Linked DNA regions of Homo sapiens: region 1 is linked to region 2. The links are chromatin loops, found by intact Hi-C in ENCODE. Cell type or tissue: CD14-positive monocyte. All regions are shown on one strand. Links, peaks and the distances in the headings refer to the core of each region. The heading gives the core; the rest is flanking DNA.

The links. A loop is a pair of places that touch in the nucleus more often than their neighbours do. Peaks named below come from ENCODE experiments on the same cell type or tissue, not always from the same donor. Only the 100,000 strongest peaks of a DNase experiment are listed, where the experiment ranks them.
Region 1: it touches region 2 in a loop (1.8-fold over the local background); 6 of 110 quality-filtered maps call a loop at or near these places.

Annotation. Positions count from the first base shown.
Region 1 is chr5:39,402,577-39,419,439 of GRCh38, reverse strand. All of the region lies in intron 1 of DAB2 (DAB adaptor protein 2), which reads left to right. Among named protein-coding and RNA genes, the nearest start is that of DAB2, 14 kb to the left of the region's middle. RefSeq lists a cis regulatory region at 8,981 and an enhancer at 8,897-9,066. In CD14-positive monocyte, for the core only: no CTCF peak of the experiment used is centred there; a DNase peak (open chromatin) is centred at 8,189; H3K4me3 peaks cover 972 bases; H3K27ac peaks cover 1,022 bases.
Region 2 is chr5:39,453,109-39,469,971 of GRCh38, reverse strand. No RefSeq gene overlaps it. Among named protein-coding and RNA genes, the nearest start is that of DAB2, 37 kb to the right of the region's middle. In CD14-positive monocyte, for the core only: no CTCF peak of the experiment used is centred there; a DNase peak (open chromatin) is centred at 8,781; H3K4me3 peaks cover 821 bases; H3K27ac peaks cover 885 bases.

The sequences.
Region 1 (16,863 bases), core at 5,174-13,173, 50 kb after region 2:
TGATGAGTATCTTGCCCAAGGTGTTATCATTAAGTGGTAGAGCCAGGATTCAATTATGAATCTTTATGATTTGCACCTTGGCGTTTATCTGAATACTTAGCAATTACCTACTATGTGAAGTCTGATGCTAGGTTAGCAATGGAAAATCTCCCAGTGAGCAGAAATCAAAACAAAAGTCTTCCTCATGTGTGGCAAAGGACATAGGATAGAGAGTTAAACAGACTTACATGTGAATGGCAGTGCTACCATTTCTTGGGCATGCTATTCAATGTCTCTGGCCCTTAGTTGTCTCACTTACCTTGCAAAAACAGTCCTAAGAATGCCTGATGTCAAACAGAGATCACATCTCAAACTGAAAAATACAAGGGTGTGATGTACAAGTATATAATTGGAACTCTGATTTTGAAAAGCCAACATAGATTCATGGTTAAGAGCTTGGGTTCTAAGCTGCAAATGACTGTGCCCACAGCCTAGCTTTGCCATGTAAGACAAGCTATATAAGGCCTGAGCTTCATTTCTCCATCAGGAAAATGAGTTGCCTCGATTTTAAAATTAAAAACTCTTCAGAACTCCTGCGGCTGCTTCTGAAATTTACCTGTCCTAGAAATGCAATTCTCAATGCAATAACTAAGCTGATATTTTTTAAATGGTCTTGTTCTCATTGTTTTTGAGTATCAGGCAAGCTAAATTCTAGAGATGCACACATTCAGGCTGAAAATTAGAAGACTGTCTTTCCTATATATCTTTAAACTATTAAATGTGAATAATCAAGGAGGAGAATGTGGCAATGCTTCATAAATCAGTAGAGGCACACAAATACTAACTTTAAGGTACCACTTAAACCTCATCTGAGCAGGGCAGTTAAGTCCTCTTAAGGTCTATAGTTAATCCATACCCAAAGAACTGGAAAGTGAATAACTTCATCCCTAATTGTGTCCATATTGAACACAGCTGCCCTCTCGGTTCTAAATATTGCATCCAAATGATCTCACTTATTTTTTTATATTTTAAGTGTCCTATTAGGGGGCCAAGACCTGGTCTAGTTTTCTGTAATATGTAATACAGATGCTAACGTGCTTTTTGTTACCATTTAGTGCAACAGAAATAAACCAAATGTGTTTGAACATATGTCAGAGGGCTGACATAATCATATGAAGAATGCTATACCAGTTTGGCTTTGGGACGAAATGTGAATCTACTAGGGCAACATACAACTGCCCTCTGAGTCAGAAGATCAGAAGTTGCTGTGGCTACACATAGTAGGTGCTCAAATATCCATCCTTTAAAGGGAAGGGTCAGCTGTGCTTTAGTTATATCAGCATTAGGTTTTGTTGTTGTTGTTACTTGATTTTGTTTTGTGTTGCTCCCTGCCCCCTTTACCTCTAAAATTAAGCGACTTAAATGCAATTCATTTTTGAAGTAGAAAAAACAAGTATGTAGCTGATAGAACAGGCTTTTCCATCAATTGTTGGTTGCTAGTAAGGAGGGTCAATATTGATTTCTGCCTGGGCTAAGGTTCAACTATAGCTGAGGCTTTTCAGAGAGCATACATGTACTAGAATTGAAATGATAGACAGTTATATTTAATGTCCACGCTGTCTTCTAAAGGATAGCTTGATGCAGAAATGCTTGCTTAACTGCCTGAAAACCTGTTCTTTGTGATTTCTGATTTGTCTAACTGGTCTGAAGTTCCCAATGACTAAAAGTTGATAGTAATTGAAAGTTGGGTGCAAATATTTACCTTAGAGGGACACATATATGACAAGAGCTGCCTATAAGATAGTTAGAGAAAATAGTAACTACTCAACTAACATATGATTTTATTGTAGTTAAGTGGTACAGAGTGTTGTGTGGATCCAGAGGGAGAAAAAGGCCATTGGTGTTAATGGATTTGGCTTTTAAAGGAACAATGGAAGTCAAATAAGCAAAGGTAAGAAGAGAAAATGCATTTTAGGCAGCAGCGCATATGCAAATCATGCAGTTGGATGAACTTAGGATATGCCTAAAGAACTCTGACTGGTCAGTTTGGCCAAGAAACAGTACAGGTGGCATAGGGCTGAGAAGTGTCTGAGTTTGAAAAGTAGGGATGAATTATACTGAGCCATGGATGTCAGGATAAGAATTTTGATTTTTTTTTTTTATTTTTATACTTTAGATTCTGGGGTACATGTGGAGAACATGCAGTTTTGTTACATAGGTATACATGTGCCATGGTGGTTTGCTGCATCCATCAACCCATCACCTACATTAGGTATTTCTCCTAATGCTATCCCTCCCCTTACCCCCCAACCAGGCGCCGGTGTGTGATGTTCCCCTCCCTGTGTTGATGTGTTCTCATTATTCAACTCCCACTTACAAATGAGAATATGCGGTGTTTGCCAAGCAGATCCGTCATTAAAGCAGGAAAACCAAATGCTGATTGGGATAACTTAACCTGGCTCTATTGGCAGAATGTGTTTGAGTGGAGATTGCTTAGTAGTTGAAGAAAAGCCTATATTTCTTCAAAAATCATCAAAGTAGAGAAAAGGGTTGCTTAACCTAAGATTAAGGTGCAAAAAGAAATATTTATTACCCCTAATGTTTTAAGCGCACTGCTCATTAACAGACTGTGTCGAGCCTAGAAAAGTAGGGCAAATAATTTTCGGATCCCAAAAGCTTTATTGAATTGAGAGAAGAGCTCTACATGAATCAGAGGGCAATGATAGGTCATGGCAAATGTGAGGAAATGGCTGGTAAGAGGCCGGTAAAGACTTCCCTGAGACCACACATCTTGAGTGGCCTTGGAATGAAGGTTTTCACGAAATTCAAGAAGGTGAAGGCAGTACATATTACAGGCTAGCAGACCACATAAGAAGGTCTGGTGTGTCTATGTGTCTGTTTAGGGGAAACAGAAGACAACGGCCTCTTCAGAGAGCAGGTGGCCATGTATATGTATAGTCCACAGCCTGATTAGAAGGGCTTTGAATCTCAGCTTGAATGTGAATGGAGGAATTGAACACCGATACCTGATTAATTCAAAATCAGGAAAGCTAGGAGGCCAGTAAACACTCCTACAAAAATTTAGCCATAAAGGGAGATCAGTTACAACCAGAGTCTCTTACACCTTAGATTCTCACTGAAGCCCTTTGGAGAAAATGGAAGAAAGAGCTCATCCCATAAAGAGTTGTTTGTTTGTTTGTTTTTCACTTCAAGTGTTTTAAATATATTAAGGAGTACTTATGCTATGTGTGTAGAAAAGATCAACAAACACCATAATATAAGTCCGCTAATCATGAGGGACATGTATGATACAACGTGGTATAGCTTTTTAGGGAGGAGGAACTCAGGGTGGCGGTGAGGCAAGGTTGAGGAAAAATGCTGGAACTAAGTAAAAAAAAAAATATGATGGGGAGGGAGGAGAGGTGTGAAAATAAAGGGTAATTATGAAAAGTAGACTTTCAGAGGTTTGACTCATTCATTAAACATGAACAGTTTAGGATAAAATCTTAGCTTCATTCTAAGCTGCAGACAGTACTGTTGTGGATCTTTTAGGTATATCTGCATACGAAGTACATTCTGTAATGCTGTTCCCACTTAGTGTATAGTGATGCAAATGTTCAGTTTTCTGCACAAGAACTCTTTCATAGAAACAGTGGGCACAACCATGTTCTGTGTTAGGATCTGGACTCTTACACTTCATGCGGCCAACATTTGTGGAGGGCTCACTACTTGTATTGATCATGAAGTCCATTTCCTTGAAGACTGACATTGACCAAGTGCTGCCTGGTAGCCCCTTGATAATGCTCTTGTGACTTGGTAGTGCTCTTTAAATAACTAAAGCAAGCTGTAGGGACCCTTGGTTACATTTTCATAAGATTGTTTCACTGAAATCTGAGGTTCAATGTTTGGCCTGATCTGAAAGTGACACGTTGTATTCTTAGAAAATCTGGTAATTAAAAGTGCCACAGAACATGTCTGGTTCTAGAATACAGAAGTTCCCTGAATTGCTTGTACTTCTTAAGTGAATGCCAGACTGAATGCCAAATGAGCATAGTGTTTCCTTCTGGTGTTTATGAAGATAGTGTTGATTCAGAACTTTGGATCTTATGATAACTCTGAAGGAAACATCACTGAAATTCTTCAATACCCTCAGGTATAACAGAATTGCTTCCTTCTGTTACTGCCATACAGATGGTCCTTCAGATTGTAACGTGGTTATAGGAGACTCATAAATATTAAATGTAAATATCCCCTCAATTTGTGTCATAATTTAAAAATTGTTGAAGAGGGTTATTAACCCTTCAGACAACATTTGCATCTTTCCATAATTGATATCAATACAGCAATTTATATATAATTCCTTGATGTAATACTACTTTTTCTTCCTTTTATGAAGTATTATTAACAGCAATGAAGCTTTCTACCCTAATCAGAAACAATTCCTCCAAAACACATAGCATCAGTTATAACTGTGACCTGCTTGTTCTTTCTCCCCTACCTAACCTCTAAGCCCCTTTAGAGTAGAGACCATGTCTATTTTGTCACTCTATACATAGGATAATGCAGTGCTTGGCAAATAGTAGGTGTTTAATAAACAATAACCAGATGGCCAGGTGAGTGAGTAACTCAAGCCACTTTCATTTACAACATCAATTGCAATTTATTATAGAGTGAGCAAAATGGAAAACTTTAGCTTGCCTTATCATCTGTTGGTATAAGTAAAACAATTCTGACCACCCCCCCCCCTTTTTTTAACTTTAAGGTTATTTATAATGAGCAATATCCATATGTTCTTCTAGTTTATATCTGCTCAGGGCCTGAGGAAGGCAGACAAGCTGTTACTGAAATTCTCCAGATGGTGTGGTCTTTCCAAGTTGCTAGTTTAACTTCTACCAATGGAGTATTCATCATTGCTCATATATCTGTCTGACCTGATGGATGTAATCACCTGGCTAATAAGAATTGTGGTGAATAGATTTCAGCCTGATACTTTATCCACAAACAACTTCTTATTCTCCTTCTGTTTCTCCTTTTAAAAGTGTCCACCAAATTGTTTATAAAATTACTAATAAAATTTGAGAAAATAGGTAAGACCTTTGGCTTAGCACTGGATAATTAAGGCTATTGCTTTGACTTAACACAATTTCTGCCCAAATCAAAGAATCTTGTTTTGTTTTGTTTCTTATTTCCCTGTGCAGCTGTATTGTGAATTAAGATATCCATTAGGCTCTTTAAAATGCTAAAATTAGGTCACAAACTCATTACTGTCTGCACAGACCCCAGCATTTCCAAGAACCCCAGGCTGGAAACCAACTATAGGCCATCCACTGACCAACTTTGAAAATCCTAGCATAAGAGTTTTTTGACTTCTACTTATCATTTGACTGAAAACTTACTGTTGAATTTTTCATATGTCAGGAGCTTTCCCCAACAACTCTGCCTAGCTATCATTTAATGATGCCTAAGATGAAAGTGTTGACAGCTGACTATGGGCACTGTTCTATGTGATTTCAGATATGCTTATGTTCTATGTGTGGTTTCCCTTCACTTTTGAGTTTAATTGAAAGTGACTGAACCCTAGAGCATCTTCATGATTCTGTCTTTAGCCCAAGTTAGACTGTAGACTTATGCCTACATTTTAAGCTTTGCTGTCTACCAAATTAGCACATCTTTAAGGAATTTAATTTTTAAAATACAGAAAGCGCATCGCCCCAATATCACTTATTCTAAATGTATAAGAAGCAGAAATCTGTCTTTTCCTTTCCTACTGCCCTTCTTAATGAGCATTTTCTTGGCACTGGTCTTTCCAGACTTTCAACAGTTTTATGGAAAAACATATATAAATTGGGAAAAATCATGTTAATACATTCTGCTTCATACAAGAGGCTATAAATGCAGGACTATCTTAGTAAATAGCTGCCATTTACAAAAGATGCTCTTTTTTTGTTTTAAAGGAGCTCACATTTCAAAATGTCATTCCACTTCATATACATTTCTATAAAGCAGACATTAGGGGGGCCCTTTTGTATGATGAAATCGATCTTAGAATGTAGGGTGTAAGACATAATGGCCTTTGACTTTTTAAAAAGCCACCTTTAAGACATTATATTTATTTGAAGTTTGAGGGTCACTAAGCATCAGAGCTTGGCAAGATGGGATAACCTTGAATCTAATGTTTGAGATTGTTAGTCCTTAACCTTTCAATTAAAAGCCTTTGTTTCCAGAAGATTAGCCAAATATTTGAAAGAAACCGGCAATGTTGAATCACTCCAAAGGGCAAGTCTGTGCAACTGTCATACTGCAGAGCTCTCTGACTCTTTGATGCCATGTCCCTGTACTCGGATTTGTCACCACCCCAACCTCCACACCATCACTCAAAACCTGAAAGTCCTCCCAGTCCCATCTAGACAAAACAGAGTGCTATCGCCCACCCTAATCCAGTTTGACCCACCTTTTAACTTTTCCCCTGGTATAACCCAGCACAGGCCCTATATTATAGCCAAGCAGACATGAATATCTTTTACGCATTGCTATTAGTTCCTCTTTCCTGAAAGTACTTTCTGGCTATGCACGTTGCCCCAGTCTTTGAAGAACTAAATTAATTATCTCTTTTGTTGTAAAGCAAAGACATTAAAGCATATGTATTAGGCTGGTGTGACTTGCAGGTTGTTGCTTCACTCCTGTGCTTCAGCCTCCTCTCCTGTCAAATAGGGATGATACTGTCCAGGATTAAATGATAATGTCTTAGCATCACATCTGGTATACAATAAACATTAGGTAAATTTAACTTTTAAAAATCTAATATTCTGTGTTTCTAAGGAACATGTCCAGGACATTCTCAGTCCTGGATTCCCAAATCTATTTTCCTCTACTCTCCTTTCTCCCCAGAGCATTTTTCATCTTCTGAAAGTCTATACTCCACTTATGTTTTGCTCCCTGTTAGATAGTAAACCATATAAGGGAACAAATCTTTATTTTGCTCACTGGTATATCCCAAGCTCTAGAAGAATGCCTGGCACTTAGTAGGGATGCAGTTTTGATTACATGAATTAACTTGCTGGTAAAGATCACTGGAATTCAGGGGCAAACTTGGTTTCTAGTCTCTAAATTGCAATGGCTTTAAGTTGGGATCAATCACCAGACCCCCATGTGCTCTAAACAACAACAACAAAAAAGGCTGTCAGTGTCTGCAGGCTTTTCAAGTTTTGTCATAATCATGGTTTCACAGCAAAATCTAGGGTAGCTAGTGGCCTACCATTTGCGTCATCTCTCTGGCCATGCACAATATAAGGGAAATGACATACTCTTAAGAGTCAAAGACATTTGTTTTTTTCCCCCTTAAGGGAATGTTTTGGACCCAGGTGCAAATATAAAATAGCATTTAGGGTAGGAAACCGCCCCAGCTCTGAGAGCGAATGACAGACTCGGAGAAGGGAACTTTATTCACATCTCACCTCTGATAATTAACTCTAAAAGTAGAACTTTGCTTATTTTGGAGGTACTATGCAAACTTGGTAGTGTTGTTTCTCTCACTGTTTTCCTTGATGGAACTAATTGTTCATATGCTTCTGTAGTATGTTAATTAAGGAACACATTGCTAGTTAAAAAAACACTGCAACTGTAAATATTTTTCTGATTTCACATTTTGCTTTACTAAAAGGCTCCTGTGGAGAATGGAAGGGCTTGGTCATTACTTTTGGAGGATTTGTCTTAACTTCCTTGTCTGCAATATTGAGTCTTTTTAATAAAGATTGGATTAGGAACTTAATAGTGGCTTTCAAAGAAGACTTGTCTTTGCACAGGGCTATAGCGTTCAGCTAAGGAAACAAATGATCGAATTGCATTCTCTGATGCTAAAAATGCCTACATAGGAGGACTAGAAAATAGCACATGTTACCATGGAGTGGATCCTCCAAGGCTTCAAGGACCAAATCAAGTTACTTTTATTTAATGACCATAGTAAGAAGCATACAGAGAGGCTACAAATGGAGCCCCTATCTAATCACTTGTGTCCATCCCACATTTCCCTTAAGTATTGAAATGGCAATTGCTAATAGGTACAGAGTTTTGCAGCAGGTCATTAGTGGTTCAGAGAACAGAGGAGACTGCTCTGAAAGAAAATAAAAGCTAATGAAACATCTTGCTTAAGTATTATGTTTTTTATGAACCAAGGAAACTTCCTTTATTATGACTCATTGATGTTGACATTCCCGGGTAGACTAACCAGAAACCTTTTTTTAGTTCAATATAAATATGAGTATTTCATAAAGGGCCAAGAGGTCTCAGCTGACACTCAGCTAAGTGTCATTTGATAAAGAACCATTCCTATTAGTTCACCTCATGCTAGAACTATAAACCAGAGTGGTACCCCCATGATTAGTTAACTTAAAGACTGGTGTGCATTCAACAGGCCTGGAGAAAGAAGAACCCTTATCCCATCTGCTTACTCTGGGAAAGTCTCCCAGTGTTAAGTCAGATTTTTTAACCAACCTTTTGCCTAAAGTCAAACCTGGACCATTAATGTGATATGTGTGACACTGAGGGCTAGGCAGGTATGTAAATGATAAATTTTAGTGAAAAGGAAAAATACTCAATACAATTTCTAGCCAATACTCTGCAAACTAGAAAACAATATAATTCATAGTTTTTTTTTTAAGCAGGTTAGACAATACAGTAATCTCAACATTAACATAAACCAAACTCATTTAACATGGAAGGAGTAAAGAGCTGGCCAGTACTAGATGCACTGTAAAATTATCTACAGCTGGAGATGATTTTGAATAACACATATTAAAAGATACACACATAGATCTAATAAATGAGTCTTTACAGCTTAGAAAACCAGAAAAACTCAATTGTCCTAGTATATAAATTTTTCATGTCAAATAAGTTAAGCCCTTAGGGAAGTAGCAGTTTATTTGGTACCCTATGATTTAATGATTTGTTTAATTAATGCATTGCCTTTTAAAATATCCCAACAGAGTTGTTTATCAGGCTAGTAGTATAAGGTTTATAAGAAACAACATCTTGCATGGGCTATTACTTCATATTAATATAAAGTTAAGATACTAATTACTTCAATCTTACAGATTATGTCCAGATCAAAAGTAAAAAGAATATGATGTTGCCTTTGGGAAAGAAAACTAGATTTTTCTACGATCCTCAAAATTTGTTAATACCAAAATGGTTAATACCATCTCAAGAGCTTATCTTAAAAAATGTAAATGGAGTAGTCAAGACTTGAGCCTTTGAAACTGTTAGCTGATGACATAACCAGGTAGCTTTTCTAGGATATCTTGTTTTTATGCAACTCATACAAAGTTTATTTTTTCCCCTTCCCCAGCCCTGGATTAATTAGAGATGACTAAAATAGATGACCAAAGAAAACAATCCAGTGGAGTGTACATATTAGAAAATCTTCAAAGTCCCTCTATAAATCCTAGAATAAACTTTCTGAAATCTGTACAGATTAAGGTGAAACTTGAGATCTGTCCTTGTGTTCTTGGAGTATTACAACCAAGAAAGAAGATGTGTGAGCTATTTAATATATATTCCTTCCTAAGAAGTCTTAGTTCTCCGAAACACTATCATTCACTTTAATCTTATCTGTAGAGGTCATCTAAATGACTTGTGAAAAGTGGTATAGAAATTGAATTCCTGAGGTCTTCTCTGGATTAGGAACAATGTTTAATGGTTGGGGTCACCAAGGGGTGGTTCTTTTCTGAAATCTCTACTAGACACAAGGTTCCTTGAATTATGCTTCCAAACTTGCTGAGTGTGCTTCCTGATCCCAAAGATAGATGTCTAGCCATGTTTGTGAAAGGGTAGACCAGTCAATGGTGATTACTTACATGATACTAACAGGTGTGATTTTAGGTATGTAAACTTGGATTTATATAAAGAATTCATGAAACAAAACCTGTCTCACTTACAGACTTTATAAGCAAAATTCTGATATTAAGTCGGTGTTTTATTGTATTAATAAGTGAACCTTTCTATGCTCATCTATTTCTGCAGTTACTGAACTGTATACAGATATTTCAATACATTAGAACACTTTGTTGTTCAATGTAAATGCTCCAATTGTGCAACAACTAATCTGTTTACTTCAGTATAAAGTAGAATACTGTCATTTGGAATTTTTACATCCCTCAGTTTAAAAGTGCATTTATTTATTCCCACAAAACATATTTGTTCCAATACTATTTCCCAACAGATGAGAGAATAATGACAGATGTGAACTTTAGCTCAAGAATACTTGTGCATTTCTGCCAATTTTGTTCATCTTGTACTCAATCTGCAGCAGCTTTTTAGAGTTTTTTTTTTTTTAATAATCATAAGCACAATTTCAAGCAGGTAGGCTAACTATTGGGAGGCCTTCTTTTGGATCTGGAATTCGACTCATGTGGTATTATTATATGATCACAAAAAGCAAGACACCAATTTGACAGATTCACCTCTCTCCCTTGTATACAAAAAACGAAAATTACCCAGGGGTTTCTTATCCATTAACCTATCTAATTTGTCCAGTAACCAAGAAATAAGCAAATAAGGAATATATTCTTACTCGTAGAAGAACTCTCCTGGACTTTTAGGAAGCACAGTCTGATGTTGTATATTCTAGGAAACAAACTGCCAAGATTCTGACCTTCAGCCTGCTTGAACACTGGTATCAAGAGGAGAGATGGCTGGTTGTCAGGCTGCTGGTTCTCTGCAAACCTGAAATTTGACAAATAAATATCAAGTCACTTTTTGTTTTTAAATGACTCCTTTTTCCTTCATCTAATTTGAAAGCAACCATGTCTTGTCTAAAGGAAATTAACTAAATCATGAAGAACCATTTTTTAAATGATAATATTTTGAGCACACCAGATGACAGTAAATAGTAAGCAGTTTCAAATCAAAACAAACATAGCTATTCATAGCCACTGGGATTAGCAAGGCCACCAATATTCCTGGAGATGAAGCCTAACTGCCATGTTGGTTGTGGATGTCTTCCCCAACTCGAATAGATCATATCAGATGTGGAAATGTGACCCAGCGGCAAGTCTCTCATGGAAGGTTAATGCCAACTCTATGGGTAGGTTGAATATCAAAACAAAGGACATGCCACCTAGAACCTAGAGACAACATATTCGAATTAGATTAGTTAAACTGATCTTGTTTTGAGTCTGCATAACTGTAAGAAGTGTTTTCATGGTTTTGCTCTCTATACAGAAATGCAACAAAAAATACGTTCCACCTGTCTGTATACAATCACTATGTACACCCTAGTTTGCTCTGTGCTGATTTACAAGGCAGCTGGATTCTTCTTCCTTCAAACTCTTTAAACAGTGTGTCCTTGAAACATGAGTTGCAAGAAAGGGTACAGCAACACTCAAGCAATGGCTTTGAGGATTATATAAATATGGGGCTTTTCCTGGAAAGGGAAACCACATTGGGATTTTATATAATTTAGCCAGGCTATTAAAGAAGAAACCAAATATCAGGCAGTATTTCTTGCACTGGTTTTCGGAAGAGGAGAAGTTTAAGATTACCTGCTTGTTTTAAAGTGCCCTGGTGTGGTATATATCATAAAATAATTCTACTAGTGTACGTAGCCCTTCATTTATAGCTTAATGTTTATAGCACAGATGCTTCTAAATTACATGCTTTTTAAAAACTCTTCTAACATCCGCATAGAGTTTCAAGCTGACTACTGTCATGGCACTTGAATAGAAAGTGGGAAGTATTCAATAATTAGGATTTATATGCATATGCGTCATAGGTGAAGTCACAGAGGGACGTGGATGAAGAAATGATTGTATCCTGAAGTCCACGAGTGAGGTATGCTGCACATCTATGTTGACTTAATTCAGGATTATTTCATACGGGGATGAGAATGCACAACCTAATGTTGTATATTCTAGGAACAAACTGCCAAGATTATTTGTATCATTCATTTTAAAACTAGCATGGTGGGCCGGGCATGGTGGCTCACGCCTGTAATCCCAGCACTTTGGGAGGCTGAGGCAGGAGTTTGAGACCAGCCTGGCCAAAATGGTGAAACCCTGTCTCTACTAAAAATACAAAAATTAGCCAGGCAGTGTGGCAAGCACCTGTAGTCCCGACTTCTCAGGAGGCTGAGGCAGGAAAATCGCTTGAACCTGGGAGGCGGAGGTTGCAGTGAGCTGAGATCGCGCCTCTGCACTCCAGCGTGGGCAACAGAGCGAGACTCCGTCACAAACAGAACAAACAAACAAAAAACCTAGCATGGAAATAGGAAGAGGAGTTATTTTTGGTAGAAATATCTAACCTAGCTTAGAAAGGACAGACATGAAAACAGTAAAACATTTGCTGGGTCAGTTTGGGTCAGTATATGATGAGGGAGGATTGTAGTAAAAGCTATGAATGGTGTGAGTGCGTTGCCTCTGAGTCTTAACTTTTTGACTACCTTTTCCTGCCAGGATCAAGCATAATACATTGTATATTTAGATGCCAAATTTAAAGTAAAACTCATGCATTTACTGTGTTTTGTATCAGTTCCAGAGTGCTTCTCTTCAAGTCACTGCCCCAAAGACACTGCAATAGAAAAATTCTAGAGGTTTCTATGTCAGTAGTAGTTTTTTTTAATATTAAAACTCTAATATTTTTCATGTAAGTTGTTCGTTCTTTAGAAAATTGTATGCCCTTGGATTTAGGATGGGAGGGAAGCAGAATGAAATATAATATCCTACTTTACCATCTAATGATACAAAATAAAGTTCTTCTAAATTCAAATTTTAAAACGGGTTTATTCTATTGACCCATTCCAGTTGCCTATGAACACTTTAGCTTTCTAAAATCTTCTTCCAAAAGTGCTTTCTTGGTATATGTTCTGATTAATATCACTTCAAAACTAGAAATACCAAGCCTTCCTGGTCTTGGGGTCTCCTATGAGGGTCCCTTCCTGCTGTTGTCACCATGGTGTGAAGTCTTCAGCCTCATCACAGTCACCTAGTGCAAGTGACTGGGCTACCACCAAAACCTGGTGGGTTTTAGCCACTGAAGAAAGTGCTCTGGTGAGCGGGGCAGGTTTGGCCATCTCTGGTCCTGCAGTAGTGTCTCCAGGTATGGGAAGTGCTCAGTAGAGTTCCGCCATGTCCCTACAGGCCCTCTGGTCACACGGCTCTTTCAGTGTGATAATGCATGCCACCCACCAGCCACTGCACCAAGGCATGCCCATGCTGCCCGAGTCTGCTTGGCTGGGTCAGATTGGACACCTAATGCTTGTGCCAGGTCTTTAGTTAAGACTGCCTACCTTCCTGTTATGGGAATTCTTCCCTTGGGCCCTCTCCACTGTGTCAGACCACTTCAGCCCATTGATCATTTCCCAGAAGTGCCTCAGCTTACTCTATAGACTTGTTCACCAGCTTCCCAGATACCTTTGAGCTTTAAAGCCTAAAGTATATGGGAAAGAGTAGCCTTTGCCAAACTCTTCCAACCCCATAATAAAGCCATATTATCCTTTTTCCCAGAACAATGGTTTCATAATAGCTTTTCCTCAGAAGTAATGGGAATCACTCATGGCTTCTTCCATAGGTGACTTGATATTTCTCTAAGTAGAAAGAGAAGCAGCTAGTGAGGTGGTTCGAGATGACATTTAATATCACAACTCTGGGCTCAAGGTTGTAGTCATTACCTTGCCAATCTCTCTTCCCTACATCACTTCCCAGGGACAAGTACAAAATGGAGAACAGCACATAAGGAAAGACATACCATATAAGGAAAGAATTATGCATGGGCATAGGTGCCTAGCAACCTCCAAATACAGAGCTCTGCAAAAGCTACGTTGCAGCATGCTATGCGCTAGACTGTAATTCCCCATTGTCTTTTCCTTGTCAAGTTGTGCCCACAACATTGTCCTACCCAGCTTGCTTGAGATATATGAAACTCACGTACCAAATGGTCCCTGATGTAAAGCAGGTCATAGCCCAAATGATTCAGTGCCAGCAATGTAAGGCAATGACAGAAATGTGATTTTTAACCTCTGTAGTTTCCCTGAAGTTTCAATGTCACTTCCTTTCCTTTGTAGAAGTGAGTTAAAGGAGAAAGTTGGATTCCTGTTCTGTGTAGTCTAAGCCAGAGGAGGTTATACTTGAGAACTGGGGTGGAATATGTTTCTTCTCCCACATTAAAGCTGAAATGGGTGTATACTCTCTAATGCCAATTAATTCAACCTCAAGCCTCATATGTCCATATTCACAAAAATTCCACGTGATCAAAAGACCAAAAGGACATTCTGACACTGCTCTCTTTCTTAGAAGCTGAATAAGTGTAAAGAGGGATTCTAGAATCAATTGTCTCTGCATGTCTGTGTTCATACAAGCATATTAACTTACACCCAGCTTTGCCGAGAGGCCAGAACATGTTCTCACTGTGAAGACTACACTTTCTATTTTTTCCAACTTTAGTGCAGTTAAGTGTTCAAACTAATAGCCCTTGTGCTGAAACAACAAAGCAAAAATACAATTGCAAAATTGATCATAACCTTAATACTTCTGTTCAGCTTGTGAACACTTTCAGACACTTGCCGTGAATTGGGTGGCACTGCCCCGTCTAAAGGCCAAGTGCAGTGGCTCATGCCTGTAATCCCAGCACTTTGGGAGGCCGAGGCGGGTGGATTGCCTAAGGCCAGGAGTTCGAGACCAGCCTGGCCAACATAGTGAGACCCTGTCTCTACTAAAAACGCAAAAATTAGCTGGGCCTAGTGGTGGGCACCTGTAGTCCCAGCTACTTGGGAGGTTGAGGCAGGGGAATCGCTTGAACCCGGGAGGTGGAGGTTGCAGTGAGCTGAGATCATGCCACTGCACTCCATCCTGGGAGACAGAGCAAGACTCTGTCTCAAAAAAAAAACCCAAAAACCAAAATCCAAAAACAAAGAATGTGCCCTTATTTGGATGCATAAAGCTTCTTTGAAGTTTAAACTCTTCTAAACGTTCTTTATAGAGGGGACTGTTTCTTTCTTTTTTTTTTTTTTTTAGATAATAATACATGCATTTATTTTTTATTTATTTATTTTTTTAATTTTACTTTTTCTTTTTTTTTATTATACTTTAAGTTTTAGGGTACATGTGCACAATGTGCAGGTTAGTTACGTATGTATACATGTGCCATGTTGGTGTGCCGCACCCATCAACTCGTCATTTAACATTAGGTATATCTCCTAATGCTATCCCTCCCCCCTCCCCCCACCCCACAACAGACCCTGGTGTGTGATGTTCCCCTTCCTGTGTCCATGTGCTCTCATTGTTCAATTCGCACCTATGAGTGAGAACATTGACTCAGCAATCCCATTACTGGGTATATACCCAAAGGATTATAAATCATGCTGCTATAAAGACACATGCACACGTATGTTTATTGTGGCACTATTCACAATAGCAGAGACTTGGAACCAAGCCAAATGTCCAACAATGATAGACTGGATTAAGAAAATGTGGCACATACACCATGGAATACTATGCAGCCATAAAAAATGATGAGTTAATGTCCTTTGTACGGACATGGATGAAGCTAGCAACCATCATTCTCAGCAAACTATCGCAAGGAGAGGACTGTTTCTTATGCTCCAATAAGAGACATTCTTAATAACAAGTTATTAAAAAAAACAAAATGGGTAGAGGTGGGTACAAAATTAGGATGGGTTATAATGAGTCCAGAGTATTGAAAGTTGCCAATTCAAGAGCTTAGACTTCCTATCATGCTCAAAAAAAAAAAAAAAAATTCCAAAAAAACTAAAACTAAAAGGCCAAACACTGAATAGTAGAGAATGTACCGAAATAAATTTAAATGCTTTGATCTGCAAGTCTCAGACCTAGGCAAAGCAGCCAAATCAATATTAATGAGACAGTTTGACCAAGTAACTCCTGCTACCTAGGCAAAAAGGAATCTAGTGACAATGTATAATGAGACCATGTAAGATCCTTTTTCTATTTTGATTCAGAAAACATCTATAAAATACCATGTTCAAATTACCCTGCTAAGCTATCTTCTTGTTCTTTTGCTTGGTATATCTGCTAAATGGAAGGCATTCTTGGTTCAGTCCCCATGTAATGGGCTTTGTACATCCTGTTTTTAAAAAATGGTTTTTAAAAACAAACACAGGTAATCTCTAGGAATAAGGCATTACAGTCTCATGCTAGATCTTTCCTGGTGCCAGCTTTGTCCCCTCCAGCTATTTCACAATTAGACAAGTCAAACTCTCTTTCTTGCCCTCAGTTTTCTAATCATTATAATAAAATGATGTGGCCAAATTATTCTCTATTTTTCTTCCAGCTCAAGTCTAACCCACTTGGTATTTCTTTAAGCAGATAAAGCGTTGTTAAAGTAAACCATCGCACCTCACATAGGTCAGTATATTGAAATGATTTAGGAATCTTTAAAATATATTGATACCTGGGTCTCTATGCCCAGAGACTGTGATCTAATTTATCTGGGAATGCCATGAATATCAATGTTTTAAGAATTCCACAGTAAAATTTTCCCAGATGATGTGAAGCAGAGCTTCTAAACTGTCCGTGATAATGACGTAGGCATGAATTTTAACTCAGGATTCATTGGAACAGGCATCTCTGGGTAACTTAGAGTAGATTTTGTTCCCAGAGTCTGTTTCTATCAGAACCCAACTTTTGTAGGCTCAGAAGGCAGAGCTGAGCAGGAGGTGGCTCTTACACTGGCAAACCATCTCACTTTTCCACCTGGGCTTTACTAGTTAAAATACTAGGCTGGGTGCAGTGGGTCAAGCCTGTAATTACAACATTTTGAGAGGCCAAGGCAGATGGATCACCTGAGGTCAGGAGTTCAAGATCAGCCTGGACAACATGGTGAAACCCTGTCTCTACTAAAAATACAAAAAATTGGCCA
Region 2 (16,863 bases), core at 5,288-13,287:
ACCAGAAGTAAATAATCTGCAAGACTTTGAAGTCCTTTTTTTGATGGTACACGGTATTCCTGAGTTCAACACTCTAGGATCTGCCTATTCCAGGGCTGTGCAGAAAGTAGGTGTTTATAAAATAGTAGGTGTTTATAAAAATTTTTTCAATAAATATTTTTGACTTTACGTTAATCTTATCAAAGAGCAACAACAGACCTTTTTATCAATAGTTCTTAGGTTATACATTTGAAAAAGACTTGCCTCTTACGCCAGGAGAATAGAAATTTTACCTATCCCAGCTAAAGATACAACTTTTATAGTTCTAAATATCTAAACTTTCCATAGAAGTTTGGGCCTAAATTATGATAAAGGCTGCCTACATTGACCAAAAGTCCCTGAAATAGTTCAACTTTACACTTCAGTCCACCACTGAATATGACTGTAGTCAATGCAGTTTTCTCACATGAAAGAGAAATGTCAGTAAAGGGAACTTTTCAGGGAAAATGAACATCAGAGCGAATAAGGTTAAAAGAAAGAAAACACTGAATATTGACAATCTTCCAAAAACTAAGCTTATACTCATAAACAGCAGATATGCAAAAATGAGGAAGAGATTTAGGGAAGCATCACATCTTAAAAACATTCATTTTACCACACATTCACCACAGGGCTAAGCAGAAAAACACAGAAGAACTTACAAACTAAAATATATATTTTTCTTTTTTTCTTTATTTAAATTGTTTTAATTTTAGATTCAGGGGTACATGCACATGTTGGGTATATTGTGTGATGTTGATGTTTGGGCTTCTATCAATCCCATCACCCAAGTAGTGAACATAGTACCCAATAGATAGTTTTTCAACCCTTGCCCCACTCCCATCCATCCCCTTCTAGTAATTCCCAGTGTCTATTGTTGCCATCTTTACGTCTATGTGTTTCCAATGTTTAGCTTCCACTTATAAGTGAGAACATGCAGTATTTGGTGTTCCATTCCTGTGTTAATTAGCTCAGGATAATGGCCTCTAGCTGCATCCACATTGTTGCAAAGAACATGATTCTGTTCTTTTTATGGCTGCATTGTATTCCATGATGTCTATGTACCACACTTTCTTTAGCCAATGCATGGTTTATGGACATATAAGTTGATTCCATGTCTTTACTATTATGAAAAGTGCTGTGATAAACTTACAAGTCTTTTTGGTAGAAATATATATTCTCCTCTGGGTATATACCGAGTAATGAGATTGCTGGGTCAAATAGTAGTTCTATTTTTAGTTCTAGGAGAAATCTCCAAACTCTTTTCACGGTGGCTGGATTAATTTACATTCCTACCAACAAAGTATAAGCACTCCCTTTTTTCAGCAATCTTGCTAATATCTGTTGTTTTTTGACTTTTTAATAACAGCCATTCTGACTGGTGTGAGATGGTATCTCATTGTGGTTTTGATTTGCATCTCTCTGAAAATTGGTGATGATGAGCACTTTTTCATGTTTCTTGGCCTCTTGTATGACTTCTTTTGAGAAGTGTTTATTCCTGTCCTTTGCCCACTTTTTTTAAATAGTATTTTAGGAAGATAAAACAATCACTATGAAAAATGAAATAAACATATAATGTAGTAGCTGATTAGATACTCAGAAATTGGAACAGAGAGCAAATTTTATATTTTTTCTGGTAATTTTAGACTTTTTCTAAATTTTAGACTTTTTAAAATAATTTTAGATTTTTTCTGGTAGTGTATTGTCATGGATCAAATAGGATTCAGCTGGGCCTTCAAAGATAAGTAAGATTTTAAAATAAGAAACTAATTATGCTATGAAAAATACCTAAATGATTGTAACTATCGTATCATCATAATCTCACACTTCCTTGAAATAAAGATTAATACAGAAGTTGTTCATGAAAGTGTAGCTGTTTTAAATTATTTTACCTTTACGTAGCACACATAGACTGGGTTTAGAATACCTATTAGGTGCCATGCAAATCTGAGAGGCTTGGATTCCATAGATGCCACTGTTGATCCAAGGGACCAAGCTTAACTCTGAATAAGACCTTCTGAGTTTGTGTTGAGACAATCAAGAAAAGTGGTCTCATGACATGATATTGACCATTATCACCCAGTCACTCATTCTCCAAACTAAATTCCAAACAGTGTGAAAAATTAAATCTGCTCCCAAAGAAGAACAGATTTAATGGTGTTACCATTATGGTGATTATTCAAAAGAACATACTGCAGGTTATAAATGTAATGGGGAAAAAAAGGAATTTTTTCAAGTGGTTTCAGGCTGTGGCATCATCACTGAAATAAAGCCATCATCTTATAATGAGTATTTGAAGAGACTACCCCTGACTTTGGATCAATGACCTCCTACATACTTTTTTAAAATACAGGCCCATTGTTCTTCAATCACATCTCATATAAATGATGTGCTTTCAAGGCTTTCTTGGGCCCCCAGATTTTCATCTGATTTGGGGTCAAGAGGAATTAGGTTGAATTACTCCTGATTGCTTGTCTTGATGAGCCCACTTTATAGGAACATGGAGCAGCATGGTGGACAGAGCCTAAACTTTGGTGTCAGAATGACTGTGTTGGAGCCCTGGGTCTACCACCTCTGAGCTGTGTGCCCTACAGTAAGTTGCTTAACCTGTCTGAGCCTGAAACACCTGTTCTGAAAATAGGGATAATACGTAATATACAAGTACATTATAAAGGCCACATTATTTAGTAGATTCTCAATAAACAGAAGTGATGGTTTGGCCATCATCATTAATACATACTTGTACTATTGTTTCTGATGTGATTCTGGACAAATAATTCATTGAGTCTTTCTAGGCTTCCACTGCCCTAACTGTGATGAATGGAGCCTTATGACAATTTCTATGTTTCCTTCCAGTTCTGGGATTTTGTGAAGGAAATCACATCTGCCACCACCAATATAAACCACAAGCACAAGTTATGAATTTCTGCTGAACAGTAGTTCTACTTCTGCATTAATGGAAATTTCACAACTTACTTAAAGAAGACAGAGCAGCAAAGGCAGAGGGTTTCCTAGCTACATAATTCACCGAAATACACTCTTCAAGCTTGGTTCTGGGTGAAAACCCTTTTTTGGGGGGAAGGAAAAGAACATCATCTTTTTGAAACAGCTAAACAGCCCTTATGATTTCCATAGGACTTTACTTGTATTTGCTGATATAATATTCATGTTATTTTCAGTGAGTTTCTCACACAAGATTGTACATAGGTCATGGATGATAGGGGTAGGGAAGGAGAGACAAGCTTTGGAAAGAAAGAGGCCTTGATTTTATTCTCAGCTCTCCTACCTGCTGTGTGACCTTGAGCATCCATTGTCTTCTCATCAGGAATAATTATTTCTACCATTTAGGGGTGCTGTGTGTCAGCATTGCAGCAGGTCTGGAACAGAACAGGGGCTCAATGTCAACTATTTTCTTCTCTTCCTACTCCTCAGGAGCAAGGACTTCACTGTAGTCTTCTTGGCCAAGAGAGCTCCCAGCATTAGACATTCACAGAACAAGTGTTCAATAATTATTTTTTGAGTTGAGTGGGACACACGTTCTTCCAGGAATCAGCCAAGTTTCAGGGAAAACCGAAACAGTTCATTTTTTAGTAATAACCAAACCAATGACCTGCGGACATTTTATTCCACATCTAAAGTCAGGCTGATTTAAAAGCAACCCTTCCCAAAGTTTTCTGATGAGTGATCATGGAGAAGAGAGTCCCACTATCACATGTGCTTGAAAAATCTGGTGTTCTGAATATGCAGTATCCCCTCACACTTGAAGATTCACCGTGTCAAATAGCAAGTTAATGGGCTCTAAGAAAAAGTGCCACAGGAAAAAACTTGTTTTGCTGTGTTTAAGCCATTGTTTCCCAGTAGTATTTGACCTTGGAACCCTTTGAAGACAAAGTGAGGCATGCTATTTTCTTCAAGGAAGTGAGGGAAGGGAGAGGCAAGCATGTTTAGTATACTCAGATTTTTAAAGCTACTATAAAATCTGCTTCAGAACTTTAGTCACTCAGGGACTGAGAGCGATATTTAGATATGAATAAGAAACTCTGAATGAGGCTTAACAATAGAAAACTCAACATAATGAATAAGTGGACCAAACTCTGCAGGAAATAGTGTTCCAAGATACTTCAGGGCTCTTTCTCCAAGCAGGGATTATTTATTATCTGGAGAAATTATAGAGATGAATGAGCTAGCATTGACCAGTTAGCAACAAATAAATAGTTTAAAATAAATTATTTTAAAAATCCAATGTTTGTGACTGACACTGAGCTATGATTCCTAAAATGACAAGTTTAAGAGGAAAATAAACATTTTAAGATCTAATGAGTCTATATGTGGCAGATGAATTTTAATATGGACATTTAGGTCTAAATAGCTAAAATCCACTTACTCAATATGTATTTATTTTGTCTGCTAAATGAGAGCTATGGTGCTAGCTAGCTTCCAGAAACAAAACAGTGAGAAAGAAATCCTTGTTTTCATGGAGCTTAAAGTCTATATAAGAAACAAATATAAATATAATGTCATAAAAATTAGTGTCAAATTGGGCCTACAATAAGTTCTATGAAATGAGAGAGACTTGTGCTCTGATTTCCACTTTACATGATAAGATCAGGAACCACACATGCTTTGTTCACTGTTTTGTCTCCAGCCGTTGGCACAGACTCTGGTACAGAAAAGTAGCTCAATAGATATTTGTTGCATTATTTACATGAACGAATATATGAATGAATGGATGAGAGTGCACAATAGGGAGATCTAACAGAGAGTTGTCAGAGGATTCCTAAGTGAAGCAGATTTCTGAAGGATACTTATTTTATTTTATTTATTTATCTTTTTGAGGCAGGGTCTCACTTTCCTAGGCTGGAGTGCAGTGGTGCTATCACAGCTCATTGCCGCCTTGACCTACTGGGGCTCAGGTGATCCTCCCACCTCAGCCTCAGGAGTAGCTGGGACTACAGGCGCACACCACCAAGACCGGCTAATTTTTGTATTTTTTGTGGAGATGGTGTTTCACCATGTTGCCTAGGCTGGTCTCAAACTCCTGAGCTCAAGTGATCAGCCCACCTCTGCCTCCCAACGTGCTGGGATTACAGGCGTAAGCCACCATGCCCAGCCCTCTGAAGGATGCTTATTGAGTAAAGGGAGCATTCCAGCGCAAGGGAGAAGCACAGCCAACATGAGGAAAGGCAGGAAGGCCTGGGGATGGGGGTAGTTGCCACAAAGAGGGAATGGAGTCATCAGTGCAAGATAGGATTGGGATCTAAGGTAGGGGAGACAGGTCCTCTGAGATCACTTGAAGAGTCTTGTTTTTATCTTAAGGACAAAGGGAAACCTCTGAATACTTTAAGCCAGAGGGAAAGGTAGCATAATCAGAAAGAAGAGATAGCATAATCAGAAAAAGGAGAAAACGAAAATATAGGTGGAGTACATGGGAAGCTACTACAATAGGGTAGGTGAAAGATGACGAGGACTTGGAGAAATTTGGGCTGTGAAATCATCAACAGAAGGAAAGAGAGATGAAGGACAGAGAGATATCCAGAACAGCTCTTGAATTTCTGGTTTGCATAACTGGACAGATGGCGTCCTACCACTGAGTTAGGAAATAATGTGAGGCATGGATCGTTCAGGGACTCATAAATTCAGTGAGACATATCAAATGAATGGTGGTGAATGACTAGGGCTCAGCAAAGAGAATCAGAAACAATCTGTTTGTCGTCATTCTTTCTCAGTTCAGATATGGTAAGTGAGCATCTATTTTAGCCAAGGTAATCATTGCTCCCTAAGGACACTAGTGAGTGTGCGTTCCTGAATCAAAGGGGAAAAAAAAAGCCAATGCAATGCTGGACGTATGATAAATTGTTTTAGGAGTCACCATAACTCCCAAGAGCAAAGACAAACGGTGACTCTATCTGGAACAGTCTGTGGTCTTAGCATCATTTCTTAGCATCATTTTTTTTTTTTTTTTGAGACGAAGTGTCACTCTGTCACCAGGCTGGAGTGCAGTGGCACGATCTCTGCTCACTGCAACCTCCGCCTCCTGGGTTCAAGTGATTCTCCTGCCTCAGCCTCCCGAGTAACTGGGACTACAGGCATGTGCCACCATGCCCAGCTAATTTTTGTATTTTTAGGAGAGGTGAGGGTTTCACCATGTTGGCCAGGATGGTCTCGATCTCTTGACCTCGTGATCTGCCTGCCTCAACCTTGCGAAGTGCTGGGATTACAGGCGTGAGCCACTGTGCCCGGCCAGCATCATTTCTTTTAAAGAAACCCATAGAGAGCTGGGAAATGACCATAGAAATGCAATTGAAACAATACATTTTTGAGTGTTAAAGAAGGTTCCCTAAAAGTTTACTCAAAAAACTGAAAGCTGAGGAAAGAAGAGATAAAATCCAAAGAACCACCAAAGGTTTAATTATAAATTGGACAGTGACATTGCCCTGAAGTTTGGAGAGGTAAGTTCAGAACAAATGATGGGAGATACAGACTGGGCAGGAAGGGTGGCATTATAACCCGGTGGTTTAGAGAAGGGCTTCTCAAAGTTTAATGTGTGTATGAATCACCTGAGAAAACTGTTGAAATGCAGATTATGGTTCAGTAGGTCCTGGTGGGGCTTGAAACTCAGGGTCTCTAACAAGCTGCCAGGTGATGCTGATGCTGAGCATAGGGAGAGTTTAGACTAGCCTGACTTGAGGAGGCAGAGAGCACTAAACCCTGGTTCTACCACTTACTAACTGTACTCTTGACCTTGACTGAGACACTTAATCTCGTTAGGCGTCAATTTCCTCATCTCTCACAGGTTTGTGGTGAAGATTAATGGAGATAATTACAGGCATATAAGAAGTACTTGCTAAATGCTAACTGCTAGTGCTATTAATGTTATTGAAGCCATCATTCCAGGAGGTAGTCAAGATGAAAAGCACTAAGTTGGAGATTTTAGGTAATTTCACAGTGGATGGATCCACAAGTATTACAGTTTTTAAGATACATTGGAATGATTGAGGCTGAGATATATTCTTATGCTGTGTGATTATTGAGTTTAACCCATTAAGTAAACCATATATTTTATGTTCACCATGTCTCATTAGTCCATTCAACAGCTGCCTGCCTAAATGCCAATGCCAATAAAGCTGAATTGTAGCAATTTCTGGACACAGAGGACTTAAACTGACATAGGCATCACCTCCATGTGAGAAAATTCCTTTGGCGGACTATCATCAAAATGTGTTTAAACTCAAATAATTGTGTGCCTCTATAATAATAGGACATTTTCCTTCCAATGAAATGGCTTTTTGTCCAACGGTAGAAATATATAAATTACCCGGATTAAAAAGCATGTGGAGACAAGAGGATACACTCAATTCCTGTCACTGAACATGCAGTGGATTTAGAGGGAGCCCGGACTGTGATGTACAGTGTGCCCTACAGGTCTTTCTGGACCTAAGGGGAAAAAATGTCCTTCAAAAATAACGTAGTTATTGACGTCAGTAAGTCTGAAGTAAAACAATTACGTGCTTTCAAGTCATTTTGTTGCAAACAGCTATGCATTGAGAGTCAGCTGAACGTCTGACATTATCCTAGAAGTTGTGCAAAGGCAAAAAGTTTAAGAGTCAGTTCCTAGCCCCAAGAAATATACAAATGATTTGTCAGGCAATGTATGCACACATGAAACATGGCAATGTTCAGGGCAGCATGTGATTGACTGCCAAAGTGTCTCGAGCAGGAAGTACCAAGGGAGGATGGAGATGGTAATAATCAGGGTTGGGTGGAGAATATCTGAGGAAACTGCACTTGATTTGGGCCTTGAAGAGTAATTGACTGGATTTAGATTTATCTAGAAAGGTCGTTCCCAGCAGAAGCAACAAGAACAACAAGCTTGGAGGTAAGAAGGGACATGGCATGATTTTGTGTCTGCAGAAAGTAATATAAAATTGGAAAATAATGTTCTTTCAGTATCGTAGGGCAGGAACATGGGGAGATTTTGACAATCAATTGAGGAGACTGGAACAGGAGAGGATAATGTATTAGAAGATTATGTATGCAAATATATGTATTTGTATATGTACATGTGTATTTATCAGCTGAGAAATATGGCATTAGATGATTATATATATATATATATATACACATATATATGCATACATATATATATTTGCAGCAGGTAGCACCTAAATTTTATAAACATTAAAGAACTTTGAAGTCAGAGTATGTGTTCACCCTATTCTTTTATCCAAAAACTCATATTTATCAAAACATAGCAGGATTCTTTTGACTAGGAACTTTCAGACGATGATGAAAGGGTTTTACTAACAATAATTCCATCCACACTCTCAAATAAGAATTGTATGCAATTTATCTTTCTAGTTATAAACAATGATTTACAAGAAACCATCAGTGTGTTCTACTAAGCAACTAGTCATAACACTTTATCTGTGTGGCTACGACCTATGGAAACAGATCTGATCCTGTCTGGTGCTCTTCTAATGTGGGCAGGATGATTGACATACTATGATGCCTAGTTGGGCTGGAATGTCCATATCTTACTTCAGGGTCCTTATTTCTAAGTCTAGGTCACTGCTCATGCCACTACTAGCTCAAAGCCTCACTTTTATAGATTGAGTTCTTCATAAAGTTCTGCTTCCCTCCAGTAGCCCCCTCAAATGCTGACCATAGCTTTACTGTGTCTATATGTGCCTTCTCCCTGGCAGCTGCGTTTCCTCTGAGAGAACAGCGGTCTTCTGTCTGCTGTGGCAAGCAAGTCACTTCTTCTTGTAGTGAGAACTGAAACCAGAACCATCATGTGCCACTTCCTGGACACCTCCTATTAAATATTAAAGTCCTCTCACCACAGAAGCCGGAGTTTAGTGGTTAGGGGCACAGGTTCTTAGATATGAACATCAGTTGCAACCTACCAACTGCATGCTCTTGGACAATTTACATTTCTGTGTATCAGCTTTCCTTTTTCTTTAGAATGAGATATTAATAGTAGCAACCCAGAATTGTCATGAAGCCTAACTAAGTTTTTATATATAAAGAGAGTTAGAAGAGGGCTTGGAATGTAACAATAACTCAATAAATATTGGCCTATTATGATTATTGTTTAATCTCTTTATGTACTAATATCATGTACATTACACATGTACATCAATAACTAGCTAATTAAAAGTCTCCAAAATAGATTCTAACATTTAGATTTTTATTATTATCATTTGACTAGTTATTTGAATATTTCTGTCCATATTTACTTATATGCATCTGTATGAAAGGCAATATCAACATGAAAGAGTACTGTTATCACGTAGGCTTAACCCTTCTAACTATGTGGGGAAAAAAATCTTGCTAAGAATTAGGAAACTACAGAAGTCTTTTAGCAACCCATGCAATTGACAAACTTGAAGGTTCAAAGTGGAATAAAATCTGATATTCTTAACTACTTTTGTGGCTATGTTCTTGCAAAACTTCTAAATTTATAAAAGGTGTCCATCAGTTAGTTGAGAAGTCTCTCAACCTGTACTCCAGGAAGAACTGAAACAATGTAAAGCCATGTAATTCTTATAGATGATCTTGTTATAAAGACAGAACTTTCGTATATGAAAAAACTAAAGGGCAACACAAAATTGAGCATATTATGGGAGGTCAGGAAGGAGTGAGCTCAATAGGCTTAAATTGTAGTGTGAAGGATGTGGCATAAATATCAGGAAACATTTATGAACAGTAAATGCTATTAAAATGGGGTCATTACAATCTTCTTCCCCAAGAGCTCTCAGCAAATGTGGATTTACATGTAATCCTGCTTTAGCTTGATAATTCATTGCATACCTTGGAGGCAAAGGGAGTGGATTTGATTATCTTGTTAAGGATCCTTTGGTCCTCTGGTGTTATAATCCTGAGAGAAACCTCTTGGTATTCCTCAATCTCATGTTTCTCAATGAAAAACAAGAGAATGGTATGTTAAACTGCATCTACAGCTCTGAGATCTTTATGCTAACTGTGTTATAAACAGCATGAACTCAATGAACTTATTACTACTAAGGGAAGTTGATGACTTGAAGGAAAATGAGAAATTCTGAAATTTAATGTTTAATTTTTTATTAATTTTAAATTCTTAATTTAAATCTTTAGGAATTAAATCTTTTCTAGCATTCCTTGATTTTGGAAACATTTACTTGTGACCAAAAGCATTCTACAATTTTTAAAAAACATGTTATCCTGTTTCAGTAAAGTTATTCTTAAAGATGAATGTTGACTAAGGAAGCAAAAACACAATTGTGAGACTGAATCAGGTATTTATTTTAAAAGTATTACAGTCATCTCTTCAGAAAAAAAATATAGCAGTAGGCACTTCTCCCCATCCCAACCCCATGATCCAACCTAACTTCTAAGGTCCCCATAAGAAATGTGTTACTATTGATCTCATGAATAACCCAGCTTGTATTTCTAGTTACAATGTACACAAACATGGAAGGGATTATTAAATGAATACTTTATACATCTTTTCTGATGTGATTTTATAGATAAAAAATTTCTCCCATTGTATTCATTTGACAATTATTTATTGAGCACATAAAATATGCCAGGTGCTGTGTTGGACATGACCTTGAGACAAAGATAAAAAATAAACAAACAAGAAACTATGCAGTGATGATGTATGCTGTGATGTAAATGGAATGATGGGATAAGATGTGTTTGAGCAAGAAGGGCTACTAAGTTGGGCAATATTCCCATCCTTGGCCTGATTCCATTCCAACTAATTTCTCTCCCATGTCTTGCTCTGCTCTGTACTGTGGTGGGGCTGACCCCCGCAGGCATTTCGCTGTCTCCTGTGTTAGCTGATTTAAGGCTGGATTTAATAAAGGAACCACTGATACGAGAATGGAGTACTGGTAGAAGGGAAAAGCTAGAGTACTTCTGCCCTCTCTCTCTGCCTTAGACGGCATCTTCAGCAGGGCTGCATACACCCCCTGGCTCTCACCAGATGTGTTTGATGTAATTCTAGCTTCTGCTGTGGTCCCTGAACTCCAGTAAACTCACCTCCACTTTTTGTCCCTCTGGACTAGGATTGGTAGTGACTTTCTGCTTTTATTAATCTCTTGGTTGTTTTACCACCCCCTGTTTGGCTTCTTAGCTCTTCAACCATGTTGATAACCAATACTATGTATTATATTTCCTGTGTTTTAAACACTTAAGCATTATTGCATTTTCCTGGGTGGACCCTGACTGAGACAAGGAATCAAGAAAGGGTTAGCTGAGGAAGTGAAATGTAAAATAAGAACTAGAGAATGAAAAGAATCCAGACATGCGAGTCTCAAGAAGGAGGATAGTCCCAGCTGATGAAAGTGAAATTCATAAAGGAAGAATAAACCTGAACTCTTCAAGGAGCATAAGGCAAGCCAGTGTGGCTGTGTCACCATATGAGAAGGGGAGAATAGTTAGAGCCGAATAGGAGAATAATTAGAGTGGTAGATGGTATAGGATCACATAGATTCCTATTCCAAGCATGAGGGAAATGGATGTACTTTGATTTGGATTATTTATTTATTTATTTATTTATTTATTTATTTATTTTTGAGACAGAGTCTTGCTCTGTCACCAGGCCGGAGTGCAGTGGCACAATCTTGGCTCACTGCAACCTCTGTCCTGGGTTCAAGCAATTCTTCTGCCTCAGCCTCCCGAGTAGCTGGGACTACAGGTGCACGCCACCACACCCAGCTAATTGTTGTATTTTTAGTAGAGGCAGGGTTTTACCACTTTGGCCAGGATGGTCTCGATCTCTTGACTTCCTGATCCACCCTCCTCTGCATCCCAAAGTGCTGGGATTACGCACATGAGCCACTGTGCCGGGCCATGATTTTGATTTTTTTTTTTTTTTAACAATTAATCTGGCTTCTTTCTGGATAATGGGTTAAATGTTAGGAGAGAAGATAGTTCAGGGTAGTAACAAGGAGATGGAGAAAAGTGAACTGATTCACAAAGAATTTTGTAGATAGAATTGGCCCAACTTACCCAGTGGTGTCAATGTCAAGGATGAAAGAGAAGAACTAAGGATGAATCCTAAATTTTCATCTGAACAACCAAGTGGATGATGACATCAACTGAGAGGGAAGAATGAAGAGGCAGCAGGTTGATGGGAAAGAAGAGCCCTGTTTTGGACCTGTTAGGTTGAAACGCCTCTCAGACCTCCTGGTAGAGATATATAAGAGGTAGCGTGTATATGAGTCTGGAGTTCAGAGGAGAGGTTAGAGCTAGAGATATAAATTTAGGAATTGCTGGCATATAAGTGGTTTTTAGACCTGTGGCTTAGATAACATTGCCTATGAAGAGAGTCAAATTTGAAACAATTCATTATAAGCCATCAGTTATTCTCCCACACACAGGGTTTTGAAGGGGGAAAAGTCATTAGACATACCACATTTTTTTAAAAAATAGACTTTTAAAAGAAGAAGTAGAAGCATTGTGGGGCATGTGTGTTTGCTGAAAAATAGTCTGAGAACCCAAAGGCTAATGCTACACAATTTATTTGATTAATGTAGACAGCTTTTCATATAATTTAGGATGTATGACAGATTGCCTGAATGGTTTTCGCCATTTACATGGTCTAAGTGAAACAGATGCTAATTAGAAACTCTTTTCCTTAGGAGACATAAATTTTCCAGGAAATCAGTCATATTTGACACACTGTCTGAAATGAATATACAAATATCAATTGACCTTGAATATTACAAAGTTTTAACAACTTGTCTTCCATTTACTATGTCCCTACCCGGACAAGAACTGATCATTACTCTGTAATAACCTCACAGGTATTCTGAGTGTAGACATTGAGAAATCTTCAGCTTCTTACTGTCTTTGACATTCCATGTTCAGAAAGTTGGCTGAGCATGACATTGACTTTATGCAGTTCATGTTCTCCTGTAGTCCTGCTGCCATGGTTCTGCTGGGATGGTGCTCAGCTTCTCTCATCTGGACCACCTTCTTCCTTCTGGACAACCCTTTCTCCAATGCCATCCTCTTCAAGTGTGTCCTCACTGCCATCCCAAAAGCATCTTGTCTTAATATCCAGAAACCCCTAAAATGGCTTTCTAATTAAAACCTAATTTCATTTTCTGTATCTCTTATCCTCCAACAGAGCATCCTGCACTGCCTTACTCAAAATATCAACCTCCTGCACATCTCCAAAACATCATGAGCTGCTTGTGTGGGTAGGATTCCATAGGATTCAGCATAAAGTATGTTCAGCATGGTTTGTTCAAACCATGTTTTTAAACATTCAGTGAATAAAACGTTTAACCCCTGAATAAAGACTAAAGTATATCTTAAGGATATAGAATTATAAGAGAGGCTTTATTGCAAATCAAGTATTTTATCAAGTATAGGGAGAGGGAAAGTAAACCAAATGAGTTAGTCTGTGTTTATTAGCTGCTTTCCCCTTATTGTCAAAAAAGGGGGGGTGCACCTCAGGGTTGGAAGATGACTTTAGCAAAGTAGAGAAGAGGATTTATTTCCTCTACTTTTCTGATCGTGCAAAAAAAGAAAAAAAAAAAGTAAAGCTCAGTAAGCATAGAGAAGAAATAAATACAAGCCTTCCCAAAGATCATAAGGCAACTTTATTTCTGAAAAAGAAATGTCAGTTTTGAGAACTGGAAAAGAGCAGGAAAAAGCCAACAAGAGATCTCAAACCAAGCATCAGATAAAACCAAGGACATATTTACAACATCCATAGAGTGCACTGGATGCTCACCAGGTAAGAAGAAATAAGAGCTTTCTAGTTGGACAAAAAGGAAAATTAAGTGTAACATGATGGGGGAAAAAAAGATAAATTATTCTAATCATTTACTTGACACCAGAGTTTCTCTTAATGATACAAGCTACCTTTGTTTAGGAAAATAACTTGAAAAATTGTTTTGGGTGGAAAAAATGAGACCCTCTCCTAAAACGTGGTGTGTAATATGGCATTTTTTTTTTTTAAAGATTAGGTAAGCTGTTCTTCAAAAAAAAAGCTGAAAGTTCTTCAGTGACGAGGGTAAGGGGGAAGAGAAAAGAGAGAAGGAAGTGAGAGAAGGAAGGAGGGAGCTAGGAAATACAGCAGGTGGCAGAGCCTGTAGAAGCAGGTTCCATGAGAAAGTCCCAGGGGTGCGGTCGCCGGCGGTCATTTGTGAGCAGAGGGGTCAATGCTCAATTTAAAGTTGTCTCTAGTGCTGTGATAAGAATCCCCTGCATTGCTAGAAACCTTCAGTAAAGTCGGCTACACATGTGCCAACATTTCCAGAAAATACCAAGGTAACTGGCTTTATTCAAGCTTAGAATGACCTGGAGCAAGTAGAAACGAGGAACTGGGGGAGATGAGACAGAAGAGAAAACAAGTATTCCTGCAGTCCCTTTCCCCCATCCAATCTCTGGATTTATTGGGGGAAACAATAAGAATGTGGGATAAGGGACAAAACGCTTCTTATTTAAATCTAAAGAGAGGATGACTTCCCTCCCACTCTCATGTTCATTTGGATTACATAAGCACTGATTAATAGTTAAATTCATCAGGAGAAATTATTTAATTTTGAATGCAGCTATTTTCATGTCTGGTATTCTATTATATGTATGTTTATAGCTTGCAAAAACAGTACTTTATAATTATCTTTAGTGAAGCCTGTATTTTTTTTATTAAGGAGTCACAACCTGTGTCAGAAATAAAAACTAAAGCATTGATGGTATTGTGGGCTAAATTTTCTGGGACTGGACAATCAACATATTAAAAGGAGCTGCCTGTTGCTGGTAGCAGAGGATTTTAGTCATAGTACTTAGGAGGTAATAATTAGTAACTCCTAACTATTTCTAGTTTCATGAAACCCTGAGAATCTTATTAAACTCTGGGTCTTGGCCGGGCGTGGTGGCTCACGCCTGTAATCCCAGCACTTTGGGAGGCAGAGGTGGGCGGATCACGAGGTCAGGAGATGGAGACCATCCTGGCTAACATGGTGAAACCCCGTCTCTACTAAAAATACAAAAAAAATTAGCCAGGCGTGGTGGCAGGGGCCTGTAGTCCCAGCTACTAGGGAGGCTGAGGCCGGAGAATGGCATGAGCTGGGAGGCAGAGCTTGCAGTGAGCCGAGATCGCGCCACTGCACTCCAGCCTGGGCTAGAGGGAGAGTCTGTCTCAAAAACAAAAAACAAAAAACAAACAAACAAACAAAAAAACTGTGAGTCTTCTATCGGATCAGAAAATACACATATTCACTTAAATGAAAACTTCTCCATAAAATTTCCGGGACTTTCTTTACTTTCTGTACTAAGAATCCCAGCTGCATTGCATGTGCTTTTAAAAACTTGATATAGTTTGGGAAACGTAGCAATCTGCCATTCCTGCCCATAAACCGTGCTACCAATTTTATGTTGTTCTTAACAGTTAACTCTTAAAATGCTACCTTGTTTATATGAAGTCATAGGCTGATTTTTTAAAAAGAAAGAAAGAAAGCCTGCTCTTAAAATCCTTTTGTTGTAGCTTCTAGATACTTGTTTAAACATCTCTGTTCATGCAATACTGCAAAGCAGTATTGATTGAATTCTGACTTGTGGTTTAGAAAATTCAGAATTTATCCGCACCCTTGGTCTGAGAATGGTATAACAATATATAAACTATTCTTACATGGATTCTAAGATTTGGGGTCCCTACCACTCACACAGTTCTACTACTATTTATGGAATCTGGATCACATAATTTAGCCTTTCTGGGTCCTACCTTATTTATGCAATAAGAATGTACAACAATTAATTTTAATAGTTCTTTCAGCAATAATATGTTATGTGCCATAATATAAAATAACATTAGAATAAGTAAATATTCCTCTTTCTGATGATAAATTTCTGAAGGCAGGGGCTGTCTGTCCCTATTGCCTCAGAGCTTCCTATTTTTGAAATGTATATATGCTAAAATATACTTTAGTGACTTACTCATTATGTCAAAAAGGTGTTCAAATCTACTCCTTTTCAAATACTGTATATTCTTTGATCACAATGTCACACTATGGAAAAGTAGATTAGATGGAATATACTGGTAGAAGATGACTCTATTTCCATCCAGATATATTTCTTACCTTCCCTGTATGATGAAGTGACTTCAGATTGTTTCCCTGTAAGTCTGGGAATGATGGTGAGTCAGGAGGGTATGGTACCAAGCTTGCCAGAAACTGAGCTGTCAGACCCCCAAAATATGTCATCTTCAGTCCTATGAAATGTGAAGTTGAATCCTAAGTGCTTTTACATAGATGTTGTAACCTTTACTAGGTGATATAACCTGTCCTCTATTGATGGGCCTTTAGATTATTTCCAATCTTTTTAATACAATCAAGGCTGCAGTGGGCACTCTTGAATAAATGCCTTCATAAATACATTTAAATCTGTGTGTATAATACGTATCTGACCTTCAGTTGGTGGCCATATGATCAAGATGTATGAGGCTTTTAATCAACTCACAAGTGACTATCCAAAGGTATTTGGGATACATATAAATTACAACCAAGGCCAAGCCATTCTTCTTGCCAGCCAAATGTCCTTTGAAGTTGTGACTGAAAAGAAAAAGCCATGAGAAAATATTCAGTTCCAATTCATATTATTTTAGTATCTGTAAGAATTAAGTATGGCAGCTGATTTAGGGAATGCAGGATTCCATCAAGTTTTACAGCCTTTGGAGGTAGATGGGTAAGACAATCTCTGTCCTAAAAGAAAAGTTAAACCTGTCAGACGATCAGCCTGGAAGGGAGACACAGAGCTATTCCAAGCACCATGGACTTTAGCTTCCCAGAGTAAGAGGACGAAAGGACCACTGTTTTAAGTTCTTAAGTAGGGCTCAGTATGCTTTGT